2 separate regions of the Homo sapiens genome follow, and region 1 is linked to region 2. A link is a loop called in an ENCODE intact Hi-C map of the cell type or tissue named here. Cell type or tissue: PC-9. All regions are shown on one strand. Links, peaks and the distances in the headings refer to the core of each region. The heading gives the core; the rest is flanking DNA. Region 1 overlaps CUL3 (cullin 3). Region 2 overlaps CUL3 (cullin 3).

Region 1 (10,743 bases), core at 1,205-9,204, 50 kb before region 2:
TAAAATATAATCAAGAAAGGACACAGTGATAGAGGAAAAAATGATAAAGACAACCACATAGGTCAAGAAAGGGCTGTTTGAGGAAGTGATAGTGTTTAAACTGGGATTAGAAGAATAAGCGCTCACAAGAAAAGTGGGTTGAAGAGTATTCTAGGCAAAGTGAATGGCTGTACAATATTTTTTTCTGTAAAGGACCAGATAGTCAGTATTTTTGTTTTTCTGAGCCATACATTCTCAGGCACAGCTCCTCAGAGTCTGTTTTTGTAGCACAAAAGCAGCAACAGACCAAATGTAAATGAATGAACATGGCAGTATTCCAGTAAAACTTTACTTTAAAAAGGCAGCAGGCTGAGTGCAGTGGCTCACGCCTATAATCCTAGCACTTTGGGAGACTGAGGTGGCAGGAACACCTGAGGCCAGCAGTTTTGAGACCAGCCTGAGCAACATAGTGAGACCTTGTCTCTACAAAAAAAAAAAAAAAAATTGACCAGGCGTGGTGGCTCACACCTGTAATCCCAGCACTTTGGGAGGCCCAGGTGGGCAGATCACGAGGTCAGGAGATCGAGACCATCCTGGCTAACACGGTGAAACCACATGTCTCCTAAAAATACAAAAAATGAGCCGGACGTGGTGGCGGGCACCTGTAGTCCCAGCTACACAGGAGGCTGAGGCAGGAGAATGGTGTGAACCCAGGAGGCAGAGCTTGCAGTGAGCCGTGATCACACCACTGCACTCCAGCCTGGGCGACAGAGTGAGACTCCGTCTCAAAAAAAAAAAAAAAAAATTGCCGGGCTTGGTGGCACACACCTGTAGTCACAGTCGCTCAGGAGGCTGAGGCCCAGGAGTTTGAGGCTGCAGTGAGCTGTTACTGAACTACTGCACTGCAGCCTGGGCAACAGAGCGATTAAAAAAAAAAAAAAAGCTGGAGGCTATTCTTTGCCACTTCCTAAAGACATTGAATAAAATCCCATCATAAGTAGGGAGCTAAGACTTGGTAATGGAGAGGAATGGGACAAGATGGGGTTGCAGAGAGAAGCAGAAGCCAGATCATATCATGCCAGACCTTGAAGCCATGGCAGAAGGCTTTGTAATTAATTATATGTACGTTAGGAAGCCATTTAAGGATTTTAAGCAAGATAAATAAGTTAGAGAGCATAAGAGTTGAAATAAGGGGACCAGGAAGGAGTAATCCAGAAATTCAGGTGAATAACAGTGATGATTTACACTAGTGTAGTGACAGTTAAGATTGAGAAAAGTTTTAAAATACAAGATATATTTTGGATGTAGAAAGAACGTTACCTGCTAGCAGATTGTTTGTAGGGAATAAGAAACGGACAAATCTAAGATCAGTTTTAAGTTTTTGGCTCTTGGCTAGGCTAGGTGATTTAATTTTCTGATACGGTGGGGCAGACAAAGGAGCTCCATTTTGAACAGGTTAGTTTTAAGATACCTGTAAAATTTGATATGCAAATCAAATTATCCGAGAAGTTTGAACTGGAGATGTGTATTTGGGAATTGTGAACATATAGATGGTACAGGTTGAACATCCCTAATCCAAAAATTCAGAATGCTTCAAAATCCACAACTTTTTGAGCGCCAACATGATGCCACAGTGGAAAATTCCACAGCTTATCTCATGTGATGGAGTCACAGTCACAGCACAGCCAAAACTTTATTTCACAGACAAAATTACTAAAATATAACATTACCCTCAGGCTATGTGTATAAGGTGTATATGAAACAAATAAATTTCATGTTTACACTTGGATTCCATCCCCAAGATCTCTCATTATGTATATGCAAATACTCAAATCTGAAAATTGAAACACTTCGGGTCCCCATGCATTTAGGGTGAGGAGTACCCAACCTGTATTTAAAGCCCTGGAAGTAAATGAAGTCACAGAGACAAGAGAAAAGAGGGCCCAGGATTGCACCCTGAGGAATTTAAACACTTCGTGTTCAGATACATTGAGGATTGCAGTGGAGACTGAAAAGTTGCCAGTTAGTGGTACTTAAGACTTAGCTCTAATCTTACATTATAAGATAATAATATTTGACAGGTATTTAGCAGAGTTACAGTTTTTCACAGCCATTTTGCGTGTGTGTGTGTGCGTGTGTGTGTGTGTGCACGCATATATGTGTATATGTAAGTCAGATACTAAAGCACGGTTTTAAATTTAGAAATAGTAATAATTAGTTTTGCTACTTTTGGGCATGTTAAGGGTGGAGCCATCTTCTTTCATTCTCCTTTCATAAGGTTCCTATTTGGGATTCAAACTTGACAGTTTTTAAGCTTGTTGTAGAGTAACAAAGGACTTGCCTTTTCTTCTTCTAACTCCTGTTGAGCACTTTAATAGTAAGAAATAACCTAGATGCAGCTGCAGTGGGAAAAGTAATAGGTAGAAAATAGAACTGAGCATTGGTACTTAATTCTCTCACTAATAATCTTGAACAAATTACTAAACCTTTCTGGGATTTAAAGTATTAATCTATAAAATGAGTTTGGAGTTGGTCGTTTTAGCCCAAAGAACTTTAAAAATTATGATTATGTGTCTTGATAAGTTTAGGTTATTAAGACTTAGGAAGATAATAGTCTCTAAGACTGTTTATTCCTGTGCCATGTGTTTTGAATAAAAATGTTTCAATTTTTTTTTTTTTTTTTAATTTATTTTCCGAGACAAGGTCTTGCTGTCGCCCAGGCTGGAGTGCAGTTGGCGCCATCTTGGCTCACTGCAATCTCCACCTTGTAGTTTCAAGCAAATCTCGTGCCTCAGCCTTCCGAGTAGCTGGGATTACAGGCGTGTGCCACCATGCTCGGCCAATCTTTGTATTTTTAGTAAATATGGTGTTTTGCCATGTTGTCCATGCTGGTTTTGAACTCCTAGTAGCATCAATGATCCACCCGCCTTGGCCTCCCAAAGTGTTGGGATTACAGGCGTGAGCCACAGCGTCCAGCTTTTTTGTTGTTGTTGTTGTTGTTGTTTTTTGGAGACCAGGCCTTATTGTGTTTCCCAGGCTGGAGTACGTTGGCACAATCTCGGTTCACTGCATTCTCCGCCTCCCAGGCTGTGGTGATTCTCTCACTTCAGCCTCCTACATAGCTGGGCTACCGGCACGTGCCACCATGCCTGGCTAAATTTTTGTATATTTTTTTGTAGAAACAAGGTTTCCACCATGTTGCCCAGGCTGGTCTCGAACTCCAGGGCTCAAGTGATCCATCCGCCTCCCAAAGTGCTGGGACTACAGGCGTGAGCCATTGTGCCTGGCCTCAATTTTTAATTTTCTTGAAGTCAGGGGAGAAACTTTAGTTTTAATATGGGAAGAGCTTTATTATCTCAATTTTGTAATGCTTAGCAGTTTTCTTAGATTTACCTTATGCTTAATTTCTTCATCTTTAATACTCCATAGTAATAATCAAATAACATGGTAACCTCATAAATGAACCTATAAAAATTATTGAACTTTGAAAGTTGGTTTCTTAGAAAAATAGCTGAACAAAAAAAAGTTAACATTTAAAATTAACTTATCTTTTTAGTTATTATTGGAAAGAACATTTATTCTAGTGGTTTTCAAAGTTTTTCTATCCGTATGTCCTATTCTTCAAATAATATCTTACTCCGATTGAATGGGAGGAAGCCAGAATAAGAGGAGCTTCATCCTGCTCACCTTTCCTTTATTCAGAAAACCGCCTGTTGAGCAAGGCTCTGGTGTGAGCATTTGTACTATATCAAGGAAAGATTCCTGCCTTTGTGGAAGTTACGTTTTAGACTTACATACTTGGATCTACGCTTTGTAGTCATAATCTGTTCTAAGCACTTTTGTTTTACCAGTGGGGAAATTGCAGCCTTGAAGGGGACATGGTTTCAAGTTTCAAGTGACTTTCTTTTTTGAATTTCTTTGTAAACTGCAATGTCTTTTTGTAGAACAAATAATTCCTCACCATTTATCTTTTGTACCTAGGGTCTTATTTGCTGAAAATGCTGTCTCTGTGTGAACTACTTTTTCAATATATTTTTCTCCCTATTTCTAGATGGGGAAGAAGAACCAGTTTTAAATTTTATATTTGTTTGTAAGTAAGTTAAGATATTTATGTGAACATGAAGTTGGTAACTTTAAGGTAAACTGTGGACTCTTCTTTATGTCAATTAAACAGACTTCCTTTTATAATAAAGCTTTTGGAGTGCTTTTCCCTTTCTAGGCAAATATTAATTAATCTAATGGAAAACATTAAAATTAATGTTTTTAATGGCATATATATATACAATATATAATGACTGCAGTGAGTTAAGAATATTGATAGAAACACTTGGGAATAAGATTTTCCTTAGCAAATTCAGATTCATTTCAGAGGCCCACAGAGATTGAGTTTCTCCTATGTTTCAGCCACCCAAAAATAAATAAGACATGATTCTTGCCAGCAAGAATCCCATAATTTTAGCGAGGTAATCAGATTTGAGGGGGAGTTACTTTGCCTGAGGAATTCAGGGCAAGGTAGAAAGAGGAGGTCACTTTTGATTATACTTAAAGCATTACTCAAGATTCATCATGTGAGCAAAGCCAAAATACTGTCCCGGTAGATAACAAGGAGAGAAAGTTGAATGAGAAAAATGGCAGGTAGGTATGAGCGTAGTGAGATAGATCAGTATAGATGGAAGGTGAACATGTTGTTCATAAGGATGAACAAAAGCATCTTCGAATGTTTTTGTAGGAAATGAGGATAGTAAAGTGGGTTGGGCTAGATTTTGAAAACCATTGTAGGGGATTTGAGTGTTTTTCTGTTGGTGGTGGGAGCCATTGCTTTTTAATCCTTAGAAAGGCTGACTGCAGTGGAGAAGATGTAGTCAGGCATTTAGGATGAGTGCCATTTTCAGTTCCTTGTTGCTGCTTGCTCATCTTTAGTTTTCATGCTATCTTGTCTTGATGTTTAACTTAAAAGTTGCTGGAAGTACTCAACCCATTATGCTTTTTGGGATGGTGGTGACAGGAGTGAGAAGAGACTGTGAGCTAGGTGTGAAAACTGTTAATGGGTATGATATGGGGATAGTGACCTAAATATAAATAGCATAATCCCAAAAGAGACAGAGACTTGTCGGGGATAGTGTGTGGAAAAGGGATTATTAGAGAGTCAGGAAAACAGCAACCGTGGGATATGAAGGACATTGGAAATTGAATGGTTTCTACATTGAAAGGGATGGAAGAGAAATGATGTTAGGGGAGAGGAGGCTTAAAAGTGTTGTTTTAACAAGTTTGCCCATGTTAAGTATCAGCTATTCTGCTTAAGTTGTTAGGTAGACTGTACTTTGAGGGCAAGTACCCCCCCCCATCCTATTTCTGTTGTATTTTTTAGTGATATTCTTCTGTTACTAAGTGAATAAATGAAGGAGGACCTGTTCATTTATCTTTGTGTCTCCTCTTTGCATGTGGTTGGCACTCAGTTGTCTGTTGAAATGAATCTTTGAGAATACTACCAGCAGTCAAAATGGAAACCACCTTGGTTCATAGCCACAAATAGCTGAGATCCATTTTTTTTTTCTCTGTGTGGGGTAATACCTCTCCCTACTCGAGTTAATTACTAAATCTGACAACCATTTAAAAACACAGGTGATTATCGGGCTATATGCTTCTGTTTTTTTGAGATTGAAGTCTGTCTGTCGGCTTAGAACCAGATCATGTTATCTTGAGAAACCATGGTGGTTTTTTCCATCGTACTCGAGAACAAAAATACTGGTAGCTTTGTTGTCATGCTTTGTGTATGTTTTCCTGATTAATTCTGTCAGTGTGCCTGTTACTAAGTTTAACCATGATACTAATGCTATAATAATAGCTTTTAATGTATATCTTAACCATTGGGAATAGTATACTTTACAAACGATAAGTCATAGTGGTGTTTTTCTGTGGTGTACTGTCATTTTTCTTTCTGCATTCCTTTCCAACCAGTAAGTAAAAAGCTATCATTTTTCATAGTAGTATTTTGTACTGATTGAGAAATCCTGATTTTTCTAAGTCATACTATTTTAAGACCAGTTTAAAAGCATATTTGAACTAAGAATGCCTTTTTTAAAAATGTCAAATTTTATGTGATTTTTAAAATAGTATTTGCTTCAACACGTAGCAAATTATCTTTATGTATGAAATTGTGAAAGTGTATTGTCCTAACACCTGTTCTGTGTTCCTTCTTTGAACTTTGTAACTTTTCCGTAGTGCTATTTATTGTATTCTACTTTGTATTGAGGTCATTTGAATGCTAATATTAGGCTCCCCCTTCTCCCCTCTCCCTCAGAGATTATAAAGTGGCTGAAAGTGTCTTGTATCCCCCATAGTGCCAAGCACCCTGTTTTGCCTGCTGGAAGCAAACATAAATACATGAATTGTCAGTCTGGGGAAATACTTTGTATACTTTTGAATGAGTGGTTGATATCTGATAATAGGACCTGATTTCTTTAAGAGCTTCATTTTGGACACTTAAAGCAAAGAGTAAGAATGGGGAATATTTCCACTGAGAATGAATTTGATTTTGAAATTGAGAATAGTGTGCTTTTTGTGAAATGCTGTTAAGTTACATTACTATGTACGTTAGAAAATTACTTAATGAGGAATCTTCTGGCAGCAATGGAGAAAATTTTTTCCCTACAGTGGCTATCTTACTGTTTTTTTAAGGATACTGGTATAATTTTTCTGATCACTATTGCCATCTTAATTATTAAAGTTAATTAAAAATAATGAGAATAACACAGTCTACTGTATGAAAAGGATAGTGAATTTTATATTATTCAGGAATCTCATCATTAGTTAATTCTTGGAAAGTTTAAAATACCTACAAAACTTAAAATTAATTATCTTGGCCTTAGTAGAAGCTTGTTTGAGATACAGAAATCTTAAGATTGCTATATGTATTATAACAGCAACATCTGTTAACCAAATTTATATTAGTTGTACAAATAATTGGAGTTTGACTGCATTAAGAATTCCTCAAAATATGAGGTAAGAGTTCCTTCCAGTCATTCAGAAATTCTATCCTTTAGAGGAAAGGAAAGCAAGTGTCCTTATTCCTGACCTGCCCCTATTTTTGTATATGACTTCTGTAAAAATAGCAGAACATTGCAGTGTTTCTTTTTAACCTTTTAGATCAGGAATTCTCAGGGTGAGGGAAAGAGCCATGAAGCTTTTTTCTCAAACAGTTCTGTCAGCTGTCCTCTATACCTTATGGCTTGTCTCCCATTGGGATTCACTTTATCTAGTAAGCCACTTTTATTGATAGGTTTGTGTCATACCACTGTGGTATGATAAGGTGGAAAAATTTTGAAATCTTTAAGAATTATTTAATGGCATTCCTTGGAAGACTAAAATTCATGTAACTGGCAAAATTTATAAAGTGACAAACCCCTAGACCACATGTGATTAATGCAGGACTGAAAAAAGTATGTTTTAAGTGGAAATTTAAATGCTATTTTTATTTTTATTTTTTAACTTTTTTTGTATATGTAAGAATGTTTTTGTAACATTACTTATAATGGTAAAAAACTAAAAGCAACTTATCCATCGTTAATAAAGTGATTGAAGAAGTTATGGCATTAAGTGCTATTTTTGTAGGTCATAGTAAATGTTGCATGCTTTTGTATTATGCTGTCTTTAACAGATGAAACAGGCAACATGTTTTGGAATTTAGAGCCAGAAAGATAGCAGGCATCCAGTGGCTGTCAATTATTTTAAAATAGAAGCCCCAATTTAAAAAATCATACAAAACTATTATAAATCATATTTAATAAGGGGAAATGAAGTCTTTTCTGCAGTGGTGCTAAGTAAGGCATTGCAGTGGAACATGATGTCATTGATCTAATCAACCATAGTCACATCACAGGTAAAGAGGTGCTACAGACTAGATAGGTTAGGTGACTTGCTCAGAGCCCTTAGTTAGTGACTTCCCTGGGCAGTTGTCTGCAAAGAGGTTGAGTATCCCTAATCCAAAAATCCAAAATCTGAAACTTTTTTCTTTTTTTTTTTGAAATGGGAGGGGTCTCACTCTGTCACCCTAGCTGGAGTGTAGTGGCATGATCTCGGCTCACTGCAGCTTCCACCTCCTGGGCTTAAGTGATCCTCCCACCTCAGCCTCCTGAATAGCTGGGACTACAGGCACACACCACCACCCCCAGCTAATTGTTTATATTTTTGGTGGAGATGAGGTTTTGCCATGTTGTCCAGGCTGGTCTTGAATTCCTGAGCTCAAGCCATTGTGCCCACGTCAACCTCACAGAGTGCTGGGATTATAGGCATTGAGCCGCCACACCAGGCCAAAATCCGAAACTTTTTGAGTGCTGAGATGATGCTTTAAGGAAATGCTCATTGGAGCATCTCAGATTTTGGATTTTCGGATTAAGGATGCTTACCTGGTAAGTATTATATTCCAAAATCTGAAAAAACCGAAAATCTGAAAAAATCAAAAATCTGAAACACGAGTGGCCTCCAAGTGTTTTGGATAAGTGATATTCAACCTTAGCAGATTTTTATTATCTTAGCTTCTGGGTGAATGTTAAAATACTATAGATTTATAGAATGACATACCTTTGAGTTATTGTACCTCTGTGATACTTTTTAATGTCCTGGTATAATTAGGATGTGCTCCATGTTATTATGTCTCATTTTATGTTTTTAATACATGATTAGTATTTTTTTGATGGACAGTAATGCCAAGTATAAATTTCTGTACTTTGGGGATTTGTCTATATTTGGACCTAATGTTGTCCTGAATTTGGAGACTTGTTTACCAAGGAAGTCCTCAATTTTCAGTATTCCATATCATCATTGATTATGTGACTCTGTTTTAGTTTCAATGAACTTTAGAATTAAAGTTTTTAATTTGTTTTAGCTGATGATTTCTTTGTTTTACCTAGACATTTAATTAGGATTGGCTGGCTGGGATTTTGCCCCAGGCATTGAAATGTAGAGTGTGAAAAAATTTTAATTAATGATTAAAAACAATTATGTGTGTTGTGGGGTATGGGAGAACTGTGCACATTATGTCCTTCAGCTCTCCAGCTAGCCCAAGAGCTGCTGGCCCAGTATTGCTTCCTTGTCAATCCATGGAGATATTTGGGAATGAAAACTCAAGGGCAAAGTTTGGAAGCCTGTAGCTCCTGGTCATTCCTGCTGTTGTCTCCTGTCATCCTCCTTTCCAGCTCCTTTTGTTTCTCTTTACCAGTAATTTGACTGACTTGAGGATGTGTATATTGCAGCTTGGACATTAATTTATCATTAAGCAGGTTTTATTATACAGTTGAAAAATAGGCCAGACACGGTGACTCATGCGTATAATCCCAACACTTTGGGAGGCCAACGTGGAAGGATCACTTTGAGGCCAGGACTTCGAGACCAGCTTGGGCAAAACAGTAAGACCCCTTACCTACACACGCATGCGCGCGCGCACACACACACACACGCACACGCACACAGCCAGAAGTGCTGGCACACACACACACATACACACACACACACACACAAAAAGCCAGAAGTGCTGGCGCGTGCTGCTGAAGTCCTAGCTACTTGGGAGGCTCAGGTGGGAGCATCACTTGTGCCCAGGAGCTTGAGGCTGCAGTGAGCTATAATTGTGTCACTGTACTCCAGCCTGGGTGAAAGAGTGACACCCTGTTTCTTAAAAAAAGAAAAAGGTTTCCTTTTGACAGTAATTCCACTTTAATCTTTGCTAAGGATTTAATTTTTAAAAATGCGAGAAAAGCTATATCCACAGAAACAAAGAATAGTGGTCAAGTTTGAATTGTTGCAGAGTGGTTCATAAGGTTGATATACTCAAATTGTTTAACAATTCTTTCATTGTTTGGAATTAAAATTGCTTTTATGAATAAAGCTTGTGGCATCATAGCTTATGTTTATGATAAAATAATAAGGAAACAGGGCCCAATTTTCAAATAATAATTCAAATTTTTAAAAATTAGTGTATAATAAAATTGGCCTTTATTTTCATATATCTCTGAATTTCAGCACACATAAAGATTCATGTAACCACTGTCACACTTGATATAGAACAGTTGCTTGACCCCAGTAAACTCCCTCTGTTATCCCTTTATAGTTCTCTTAACCCCTAGTTCCTGACAACCACTGATCTGCTATCTTAACACTATAGTTTTGGATTTTTTTTTTCAAGAATGTCATATAATTGGAATTATAGTTTGTAATCTTTTGAGTCTGGTTTCTTTCATTCAGCATAATTATTTTGAGATTGATCCAAACTATTCTATCAATAATTTGTTCCCTTTTATGGCTGATACTCTATTGTATGAATGTACCACAGTTTGCTTATTCATTTACCTGTATACTTGTTGAAAGACATTTTGTGGTTGTGAGTAGAGCTGCTATGAACATTTGTGTGTGATTTTTGTGTGAATGTAAGTTTTCATTTCTCTGTTAAATACATAGAAGTAGGGTTGCTGGGTCACGTGATGTTATTTAACTTCCTAAGAACTGCCAAACTGTTTTCTGGTAAGGCTGTACCATTTTGTTTATGGTAGTTCTAGTTGTTGCAAATCTTTGTCAGCAGTTGATACTGTCAGCATCTTTTGTTTTAGCCATTCTGATGGGTGTGTAGGGGTTTCTCATGGTTTTAATTAGCTTTTCCCTAATGACTTACATTGTTGAACATCTGTTCATGTACAAAATTGCCATCTGTATATCCTCTTTGGTGAAGTGTCTGTTCAAGTCTTTTGCTCATTTTTAAATTATTTGCTGTCATTG
Region 2 (10,307 bases), core at 1-8,000:
TAACTGCTTTGGTAAATCTAACACAATGTCTAAACAGAACAGAAAGCAAATCCTAGTTAATTTTGAGGGGAATATCTCTTTCTGTTTTACATAGGTATCTTTAGGTGGTGTTGATCTTACAGTCCGGGTGCTCACGACAGGATATTGGCCCACTCAGTCAGCCACACCAAAGTGCAACATCCCACCAGCACCAAGACATGCTTTTGAGATATTCAGAAGGTAAATCAAAATCAGACTTTGTATCACTGTGTACAAGTAAGTGTTCAAAATTAAAAATGAATTTGAACATTAGTATCCGTAATTGAGGATGAATGTATTCCATTTATTACCTCGTGATCAAAAGGAGCATTTATCCTGGCATACAGCAATTTCCCCCTCTATAGGATCTTGATGAGTAAAGTAAAGCAGGCATAATTTATCTCTAGAAAGATTGTTTATATGCTGGCATTTGAAATGCCTTTTATTTAGAGCAGCAGTAAAAATGGAAAAAGAGAAAGTAAATGATGATGGAAAACTAGACCCAGAGAATTCCTTGGACTTTTCTGAACACTTCAGCTAACTCCAATTGTTGGAAATACGTGGATACCTTATTCCCACTAGTACTCAGAGTCTCTGAGATGGCAGTTTTGATGAGGAAGAGGAGCAAGATGAAAAAAAAACAAGAGTGATATGCAAGAAAAAAACAGAGAAAGATCCAAGCAAATATTTTTTTTGGGCTGCTGAAAATAATTGGCTTATCCAGTGTGGAGACTGCTTTGTGAAAAGACCACTCGTGTGAACACTAGGGATGAAGATGAGTGTATCACCCCCTTCATCGAGCAGCCTAAGGTGGACACTTAGACATTGTCTGTGAGCTGATTGCACAAGGGGCAGAAGTTTTTGCAGTGACCGTAGATAGCTGGACACCCCTGCAGGGTGCTTATAAGTGGAATAATACCAGAGTGGCTTCTTTATTTCTTCAGCATGGTGTAGATTAGTTATCAGTGACCAAACAAAAGGTCTCTTGACCCACTTGCATCTTGCTGCTGGGATCAGAGACAGCAGAGCTACTCTAGAACATCTACTGGTGAACTGTTAACCTCAAACCAGATCTGAAAAAACAACTGGGAAGAAACTGTATTTGATATTGCCAGGAGGACAAGTATCTGTCACGACCTCTTTGAAATTGTGGAAGGCACTGTACAAATTCTTCACCTTAGTCTTAATGATTCTAGTAATTGTCTTAAGTGTCCAAGTACCAGTGCCTTCTTTGTGTGAGATGTAAAATATTCCCATAGTAAAAGGTTGACATCAAACATCTTACTACAAAAAATTCATTGGTACTTATTAAGATGTTCTTCCAGGTGAATTGCCTGACCTTGATGTCAAAATGTATTTGAAAGTTGTTTGAATATATCTTGAATGATTTCTGTGGAGTTTGTGATTTGTATCAGAAATAATTTCGACTTGCCTACACTTAAAAACTTGACGTGGGTTGTACAGAAACTAAAGATATTTTTGGTGCTGATCCAGGAGATACGTATTTTTAAATAGCCCATATCCTGGATCTTTGTTGAGTATTCAGCATATTGACATGTATCTTTGTAAGGTGAAGTAACTAAGAATTTAACTTAAAAAGCCTCGAACATTCTGGTGCTATTCCTGCTGTCTTCTCTACATTACCATAGCCAGTTGCTTTCATTTTGAACCAGAAGCACTAGCATATTATTGACTTGTAGCTTCATAAATTAAAAAAATAAAAACTAGATTTTGTCTTTTAGAACATAGGCCATTTTCCAGGAAAGCAGCTAGGTTTTAATCCATTAATCTTGTATACTGTCTCCACCACCACAATTCACATAATCCTGTAGACAGTCCTGCTTCACCCTGGTCAACTGCATGATCCTTATTGTAATAGTGAATCAGTATAACACTTTAGACATGCACACAGATAACACGCTGTTGCAAGAGTTCATGATATGTCTGCTGTCCAACTAGTTTTATTTGCCTGATCCTACTGGTTTAGGCACTGCCTATAGTCTCGAGTTCACAGAAATGTTGGGTTTTTTCCCTCCCCAAAGTCCTCATTTTTTATAAACTGTAGAAAGGCAAAATGACAAGGGAAAAGGAATTCTAAGAGTGAAGGGATGATTGTTATATTGGGGCAAGAACCACAGAGTGGCTCAGGCTTTGGAAAAAATATGGTGTGGATAGTGACAAAAAACATAAATATAAAAATTCAAGAAAAACTACCAGTTTTGAACAACAAAAACAAAGGGAGAGTTTATCCTTTATAATTTTAATATGTAAGAAAAAATTACATAAACTTTTCCCAGAGGAATATTTTATAAATGTGCATTGAGTATTTTTCGTACTGTGGTATAGGAGTATATTTTGTACTGTTGATGTCTGCTACTGACTTAGAACAAATTGATTATTGGGTTACTATGGAGAAAGGTGGTCTTAAGAACAGCAAGGGCTGAGCAGCAGTAGGTTGGGGCAGAGTGTACAGTAGAAATTATTTAGTGTGGGGCCTTTGTCATTTAATATCTAGCTGAGTTACTTAGGACTCTCTCAAGGTCTTGCCTATAGAAAGTTGAAACTGAACTTGATTCCTAAAGTTTCCTTTAAGTTTTAAAGTCCATACACACACACACACACACACAAATGTTTAAGGGATGTTATCCTGTAGTTTGTAATTTCAAATGTGTAAGTTTGTTTGATTTTCTAAAACCTGGTTTGATTTACTGAAGGTTCTACTTAGCCAAACACAGTGGTCGACAGCTCACACTCCAGCATCATATGGGTTCTGCAGATCTCAATGCCACATTTTATGGACCAGTTAAAAAGGTAAATATTGATAGTTTGAACGTATTAAGTAACTTAAAGTTAGTCTATTAGAGCTGATGTGTGATTTATGTTGACCTGGGTAAATTACTTACTTCTGTTTCTCTGCCTGTCTCACATGTTAGAAAGGTTAAAAATCCTAGCTTTGATTTATTACTTCTGTTCTCTCAGTTGCTAACTGCACCTTTGAAAATATGAAGACTATACCAGTATAGTCTTCCCTAAGGACTAAACATTAGGATAATTACATATTTTATTCATAAAATTAGGTTTGAGAAAATATTGCATAAAATAGTAAAATGTAAGTTGATTTCAGTGCATACAAAGCCATGAGCCCCTTTTCAAAATTCTGTCACCTATAATCTTTATTTCTAATAAATCAAGATTGGGAAAATTAACATTTGTGATTTGTTAGATATATAAATGTTATTAAAGTAATTTAAAAAATTAGTATTAGACCAGTGATTTGCCTTCATTTTTAAAAAGCAATCGCATTTTTATATCTAGATTGTGAGGTTTAGAGTAATAATTTATTTTCATTACTTGATATGAATCAGGATTTTTTGCCTTCAGAAAATATTAAGTCTTCTAGAAAAACTGTAGAAATATACCTAAATTGTCATCTAGGAGGCAAATAAGCTTTAGATTTTAATGAGAATTTTACTAGTTTGGTATGATGAATCACTGTTAACATCAGATTAAGTATTGCTGAAAATGCCCATAAAAATATTCTAATTTTGATATTTAATTGAAATGGGAAATAGTGCTTTATAATTTCGTTAAATAATATTCGACACATATTTAAGTGTAAGTGGGAAGGACAAGGAAACTAAAGAACTCAGCTTTTAATTACTGCCTGCTTTTGTTTTAAAAGAGGGTTTTTTTTCCCTAAATAATCATGTTCTTTTGAAGTTTATTAAGCAGATCAGTAGATTTTTAAAACATATGCATATGTTAATTATTGAAGAATTAGAAAGTTCCACTTTGTATCCCTTAAATCGTAAAGCAGGAATAGGCTTTGAGAATGGCAGTTCCCCCCTCCTCCCCCAGCCCCCATGCTATGCTATGCTATTTTTTGATCTCTTACTGTGATCACATCACACAGAAAGAAACCTAATCCTGTTACTTTTGGTGGTAGTATAACAGTAGTGGTGTTTTGTAAGTCTATTATTATTATCATCCCATAGTGTACTGTTAAAATAATTTTAGCATTAAATACAGGGAATTGATTAGTTACTTGTTCAGATAACATTAAAATGTTCACAATGGGGGGACAAGGGACAGTCCTAAATACTGTTTGTGTGTGTGTGCACACATTTTAAGAAATAGATTTCCTTTATATAAATAAGTTATGTAGTTTTGTTGGGGGAGGATGGAGATTATGGGACCTATTTCTGAAACATACCATTAAAGTTACCAGAAAATTGGTCAGGCGTGGTGGCTCACGCCCATAATCTCAGCATTTTGTGAGCCTATGCGGGCAAATCACTGGAGCCCATTAGTTTGAGACCAGCATGGGCAACATGGCAAAACCCCGTTTCTACAAAAAATACAAAAGTTAGCTGGGCATGATGGTGCACACACATGGTCCTAGTTACTTGGGAGGCTAAGGTAGGAGGATTGCTTGAGCCCAGGAGGTTGAGGCTGCAGTGAGCTGTGTTTGCGCCACTGCACTGTAGCCTGGATGACAAAGTGAGACCCTGTAACATACATATGTACGTACATACATACATTAATGTTACCAGGAAATGATTGTGTCTTTGTTTATATTTTTTTAAAAATGAAACAGGAAGATGGATCTGAAGTTGGTGTTGGAGGTGCACAAGTAACTGGCTCTAATACACGGAAGCACATATTGCAAGTTTCCACTTTCCAGATGACCATATTAATGCTCTTTAATAATAGAGAAAAATACACATTTGAGGTATGGATTGTGGTTATATACATTTTAACTGTGTTGTTTCTAACTCTCACTTGTTACTTGAGTCTTTCTTATTTGAATAACCTTTAGAGAGTCTCTTTGGGTACTTTTAGAGAAAACTGTATAAAATGGATCATGGAACTGTATGAACATCATACATGTATTGAGTTATGTCTTATTTTTAAATTAACTTTATAGAAGTACTTTTATATAAAACATACCTTATATAAGTAGACAATTTGATGAGTTTTAAATGAGTGCATCTTTGTAACTACCATCACAAGAATATTGCCCGAAAATACAGAGCATTACCTCCAAAATTGCGTTGTACCCCTTGCCAGTCTATTCCCTCCTACCACCTCCAGCCCCAGGCAGCCAGTGACCTGCTTTATATCACTATAAATTAGTTTTGTTTTTTTTTAGACTTTCATGTAAATGGAATCATACATGTTGTCTGTATGCTTTAATCCTTTGTCAGTTCACCTGCATTTGGGTTGATACCGGATTTAGGCTAAGTAGAGCTATATGTTTAACATTTTAAGAAACTGCCGAACTGTATCCCAAAGCAACTATACCATTTTCCTTATTTGCCAGCAGTGCAAGACGGTCCAGTCGCTCTACATCATCTGCAGTCTTTAGATTTTGAGCCGCTTTAGTTGGTGTGTAATAGTGTCTCATTTTGGATTTAATTTTCTTTTTTTTTTTTGATGATGATGTTGAGCATCTTTTATGTGTTAATATGCCACTGATATATCTTGTTTGGTGAAGTGTTTGTATCTTTTTTGAGTTGTTTTCTTACTACATTGTAAAAGTTCTTTATAAATTCTGGATACAAGTCCTTCGTCAGATATATGTGCTCTGAGTATTTTTTTCAGTCTGTTGCTTGCCTTTTCATTTTCTTAATGGTGTCTTTTGAAGAGCAGAGTTTTAAAATACTGAAAAAGTCCAGTTAATCACTTTGCTTTTTGTAGTTTGTGCTTTAAGTCCTAAGAAATTATTGCCTACCCTGAATTTGTAACGATTTACTTTTATTTTTTCAATAGTTCGTAATTTTAGCTTTTACATGTATGTCTACGATGAATTTTAGGTTAATTTTTTTATATAGTATAAGGTAAGGATTAAGATACATTTCCCCTCACGCTGTCAGTTGTTTGTTCCAGCATCATTTGTTGAAGGCACTATTTTTTTCCCACCGAATTACCTTGTCGTCATTATTTAAAAATCAATTGATCATATATGGGTGGGTCTATTTTTATGCTGTCTGATCTGTTTCATTGATCTCTATGTCTGTCTTTATGCCAGTTTTATGCTGTCTTGATAGTGCAGTCATTTTTCTCTTTGCACCCATCTTTTTTCATTAGAGTAACTAATTTTATAATATGCTTTTTTTTCCTTTTCCTTTTCTCCCAATTAAAATATGATTTGATTACATTAAATCCAATTAGTCTTTTCCTGTACATTTAAAGGGTGTTTTGGGGTTAAAATGAAGGTCATGTGATTCACATTAAGTTTAAATTTAAGGTAATGAATATTTTGAAAGACTCAAAATTAATTCCATATTTGTACTTAATTGAAAACCAATTTTCATATACAGGTGAGCACAAGAAAAAAAATAGTGTGTTTGAAATTAAGAGCAAGTTCTAGGCCTATTTAATATTCATGTCCATACTCCCATTTATGTATCCCATTTATATGGGAGTATGGAAGTTAGTATAATTAAGAGAGCCATCATTTTTATGTGATATATTTAAAGGGAATGCTTGAAATCTAGGTATTTTAGTAGCTCAGTGGCTAAATTGAGAAGTTTTTCTTATGGATTTCCATGTGGGTCTTACCTAGGGAGTAACCTTGAATTTTTTTTACTTTTATTTTTATTTTATTATTACCTTGATTTTCAAGCATGAGTTATATTTGATTGAGTCCCAAGAATACTGATTAAGCAAGCGTTGAGTACCTTACCCAAACCTAGGCTTTTCAAACAGAGGTGGAATTAAATTATCTCTAACAGCTGTTTTTGTGTAGTCATTTTTTTAATCTGCGGCTCTTAATGGATAAAATATTTTAAACAAAATTAGCTACTTGGTAAATGCTAGAGTTGATTTTCAGAGTCCTGGCTTATAAAGACCTGGTAAAAAATAATGGGATAATAAAAAATACGAATTCATTTTTTAAAGCTGTTACTGGAATTGCTGGAAAATTTAGTGGTTCAAGCTTTTCCTTTTCCCATCTGACTTGGAATCATTGATGCTAATAAGCAGTTATTAGATGGAAGGTTAAAATTAAGTAGAGAATATCTGTAAGTTTTCCAACTTTAGCTAAGTCACAAAGCAGAAACTGATTGTAGTGTATATAGAATGCCATGCCTATGGCTCCAAAGCCTTCTGGCTGCTGACACCTCAAATCTGGGGCATTGTGAGAAGGCACAAGAAATGTGTCTTTACTCAACACCACGTGTTTCTCTACAGTCTGTTGCTAATGTTTTATTAGCTAGCCTTTTTAAAGAAATCACCTCCACAAATTAGTGGAGATAGTTAAAAGTATTTAATTATAATAATTTAAAGGAAGGTGAACTTTTATTTTTGAATATTCTGTGTGAGTTCAGTAAGATGGTGTATTGTTTAATGCCACATGACGAATTTCAAAAGTTAGTGATTTAAAACAACCACTAACAATTTATTATCTCTCGTTTCTGTGGGTTAGGGATTGAGAAGATACTCAGTTGGGTAGTTCTGGCTTGGGGTTCATGAGGTTGCATTTAGATGTTGTCTGGGGTTCTGGTCATCTGACGGTTTGACTGAAGCTGGAGAATACACTTCCAGGGTGGTTCACATGGCTGGCAAATTTGTTCTGGATGTTGTTAAGTGGCCTTAGTTTCTCTGCACATGGGCCTTTTCATGTGGCTCTTTGTCCTCAAATCTTGGTGGCTGGTTTTCCCAAGAGCGAGCAATCCAGAAGACCCAGGCAGAACCTGCAGTGCCTTTTTGATCTTTCCCTGGAAGACATGTAGTGTCACTTCTCATTTTCTTGGTTGCCCAAGTCAGCCCTGATAGTGAGAGGACCACACAAGATTAACATATACCAGGGTTATTACGTGCTGTCATAGAAGCTGGCTACAACAGGTGGCATTAATTTGTAGTGTCATATTTAATCTGTAGTAGTCAGGCTGCTGCTGAGGTTTTTTCTTTTCATGTTTTTTGAATGACTAAAGGTAAGTTTATTGTGATTTAGAACAGCTAAAAATAGGAAATACATACAGTGGTAGTCTGTACCTTGGACTTTAGTAATTAGCAGTGGGTTTTTGAAAGAGGTATGGATAAGAACTATTAATACATATTTTTGTTAATGTTCTTTATTTTTTATAATTTTATGAGAATGAGTCTGAAATTTAAAAACTACAGACAATAGCACTATTAATGTCAGAATTTAAATAGAAAACTTAACAGTAGTATTTGATATTCATCAATAATTTATAGCAATCATTAGGGACATAACTTCACAATATAGAAAGGAAAATGAAAGTACAAGGGAAAGTAGACAACTCGAGAATCATGGAAATTCCTTACAAATTTATTGACTAACCTGAGTTGAAAAGGGGGATATAGGAAATTTGAATAACACAATTAGCAAGTTAAAATTGAAGGCTGTTTAGCGAACTTTGAACTCAGAAGGCAAAATAGACATACTGCTCTCAGGAAATATCTGAGGCTAGCATAATTTTTTTGCTAAAACTGAGCAAGGAAAATACAAAAGAGAAAGAAAGCTTAAGGTTATTCATCATTCTGCCTTGCTCCTTAGATTCTAATACACTGAAAGCATAAATCTCAATATTAGCAAGTCATATTCAGTAGTGTATTGAAAGAATAATGCACTGTGTTCAAAAAGGATTTATCCCTACAATACAAAGAAAGGTCAGCATAGGAAAACTTTTTGAAAAGATCGTTATTAAGATATTGTAATAATTGTAAAAACAAGCAGTTGCCTAATTGCCAGGCACCATTTTAAGGAGAAAACCATTTGATCTCTATAGATGAACAAAAAGTATTTGATAAAAGCCAGTCCTCATTCCTTATAAAAGTGGGGGACTCATCGCCACCTTAGAATGGATTGCCCTTAATGCCATAAGGTTGTATCTGATGACAAACTAAATCATTGTAGTAGTTAGTAGGAAAATACTAGACACCTTTCTATTAGACTGAGGAACAAGATGAAGTTGCCTATCTTTACTACTACTATTATGCCTTGCTCTGCAGGTCCTAATATACTAAGAAGAAGAAAGGAATGAAATTCATAAGTATCAGGAAGAAATTGAAAAAATTATCAAAATCTGTAGATAATATGATTGTCAATTTGGCAATACATGATAATCAGTGAGAAAACATTTCTTTAGAAGAGTTTTGTTGGAAAGAAAATACCTTTTCAGTAAACCAGCATTAATCAGTAAATGACATGAAGAAAAGGATGTTTTATTAAGAATCATAGCCTTCCCAGGAATCATCTTAACAAGAACTGTGTAGACAGGGTACTTATACCAAGAAGACAGTAAAAGCTAAAGAATATGAAAGGGTAAATGTACCCAAATGGGAGAATTACAAGTTATAAGTGTGCTGTTTTTAAAAGTCACCTATAAATTCAAGGAAATCTGAAATGAAATGTCCAAAATATATATATTTTTAAATAAAACTCGACAAGCTGATTCCATAATTCATCTGGACCAGAAAATGCACAAGATTAGGCAAAACTACTTTTGAAAAGGGATGGGTCTTAGGTAGGAAAGCTCAGTGAAAGGGGAAGGAATTTGTCCTAATAACAAAACATACCATATCACGTTTTTTTAATTTATAATTTTTATGGGTACATAGTACATGTATATATTTATGGGATACGTGAGATATCTTGATACAAGCATATAGTGTGTAATAATCACATCAGGGTAAATGGGGTATCCATCTTAGCATTATTTGTGTTATGAAAATTCCGGTTGTATTCTCTGTTATTAAAAAGTATACAAGTTAACATTATTTAAAATGCATAGACAGACAGCTCATTTGAACAAAAGGGAGTCCAGAAGCAAACTAATATATTTGTAGGTGTCTGGGATGTGATAAATGTCTTTTTTTTTTTTTTCTTTAAAGCTCTGGGATGTATGTGCAGAACGTGTAAGTTTGTTACATAGGTATACTTGTGCCATGGTGGTCTGCTGCACCCATCACCCTGTAGGGTCCAGCCCCACAGGGTCGGTTGTTTTTCTCCCCTTGTGCGGAGACGAGAGATTGTAGAAATAAAGACACAAGACAAAGAGATAAAAGACAGCTGGGCCCGGGGGACCACTACCACCAAGACGCGGAAACCGGTAGGGCCCCGAATGCCTGGCTGCGCTGTTATTGGATACAAGGCAAAAGGGGCAGGGTAAGGAGTGTGAGTCATCTCCAATGATTGATAAGGTCACGTGAGTCACCTGTCCACCAGCCAGGGGGCCCTTCCCTGTTTGGCAGCCGAGGCAGAGAGAGAGGGGGTTAGAGAGAGAGGACAGCTTATGCCGTTATTTCTGCATATCAGAGAC

The links. A loop is a pair of places that touch in the nucleus more often than their neighbours do. Peaks named below come from ENCODE experiments on the same cell type or tissue, not always from the same donor. Only the 100,000 strongest peaks of a DNase experiment are listed, where the experiment ranks them.
Region 1: a loop joins it to region 2, with 1.9 times the contacts of the local background. A loop is called at or near these places in 3 of 110 quality-filtered maps.

Annotation. Positions count from the first base shown.
Region 1 is chr2:224,541,247-224,551,989 of GRCh38, reverse strand. All of the region lies in intron 2 of CUL3 (cullin 3), which reads left to right. Among named protein-coding and RNA genes, the nearest start is that of CUL3, 39 kb to the left of the region's middle. In PC-9, for the core only: no CTCF peak of the experiment used is centred there; no DNase peak of the experiment used is centred there; H3K27ac peaks cover 426 bases.
Region 2 is chr2:224,490,275-224,500,581 of GRCh38, reverse strand. CUL3 (cullin 3) reads left to right here. Exons shown (of 16, transcript NM_003590.5): 11 at 95-219; 12 at 2,733-2,829; 13 at 4,616-4,750. It also overlaps the pseudogene ANKRD49P1. Among named protein-coding and RNA genes, the nearest start is that of CUL3, 90 kb to the left of the region's middle. In PC-9, for the core only: no CTCF peak of the experiment used is centred there; no DNase peak of the experiment used is centred there; H3K27ac peaks cover 1,128 bases.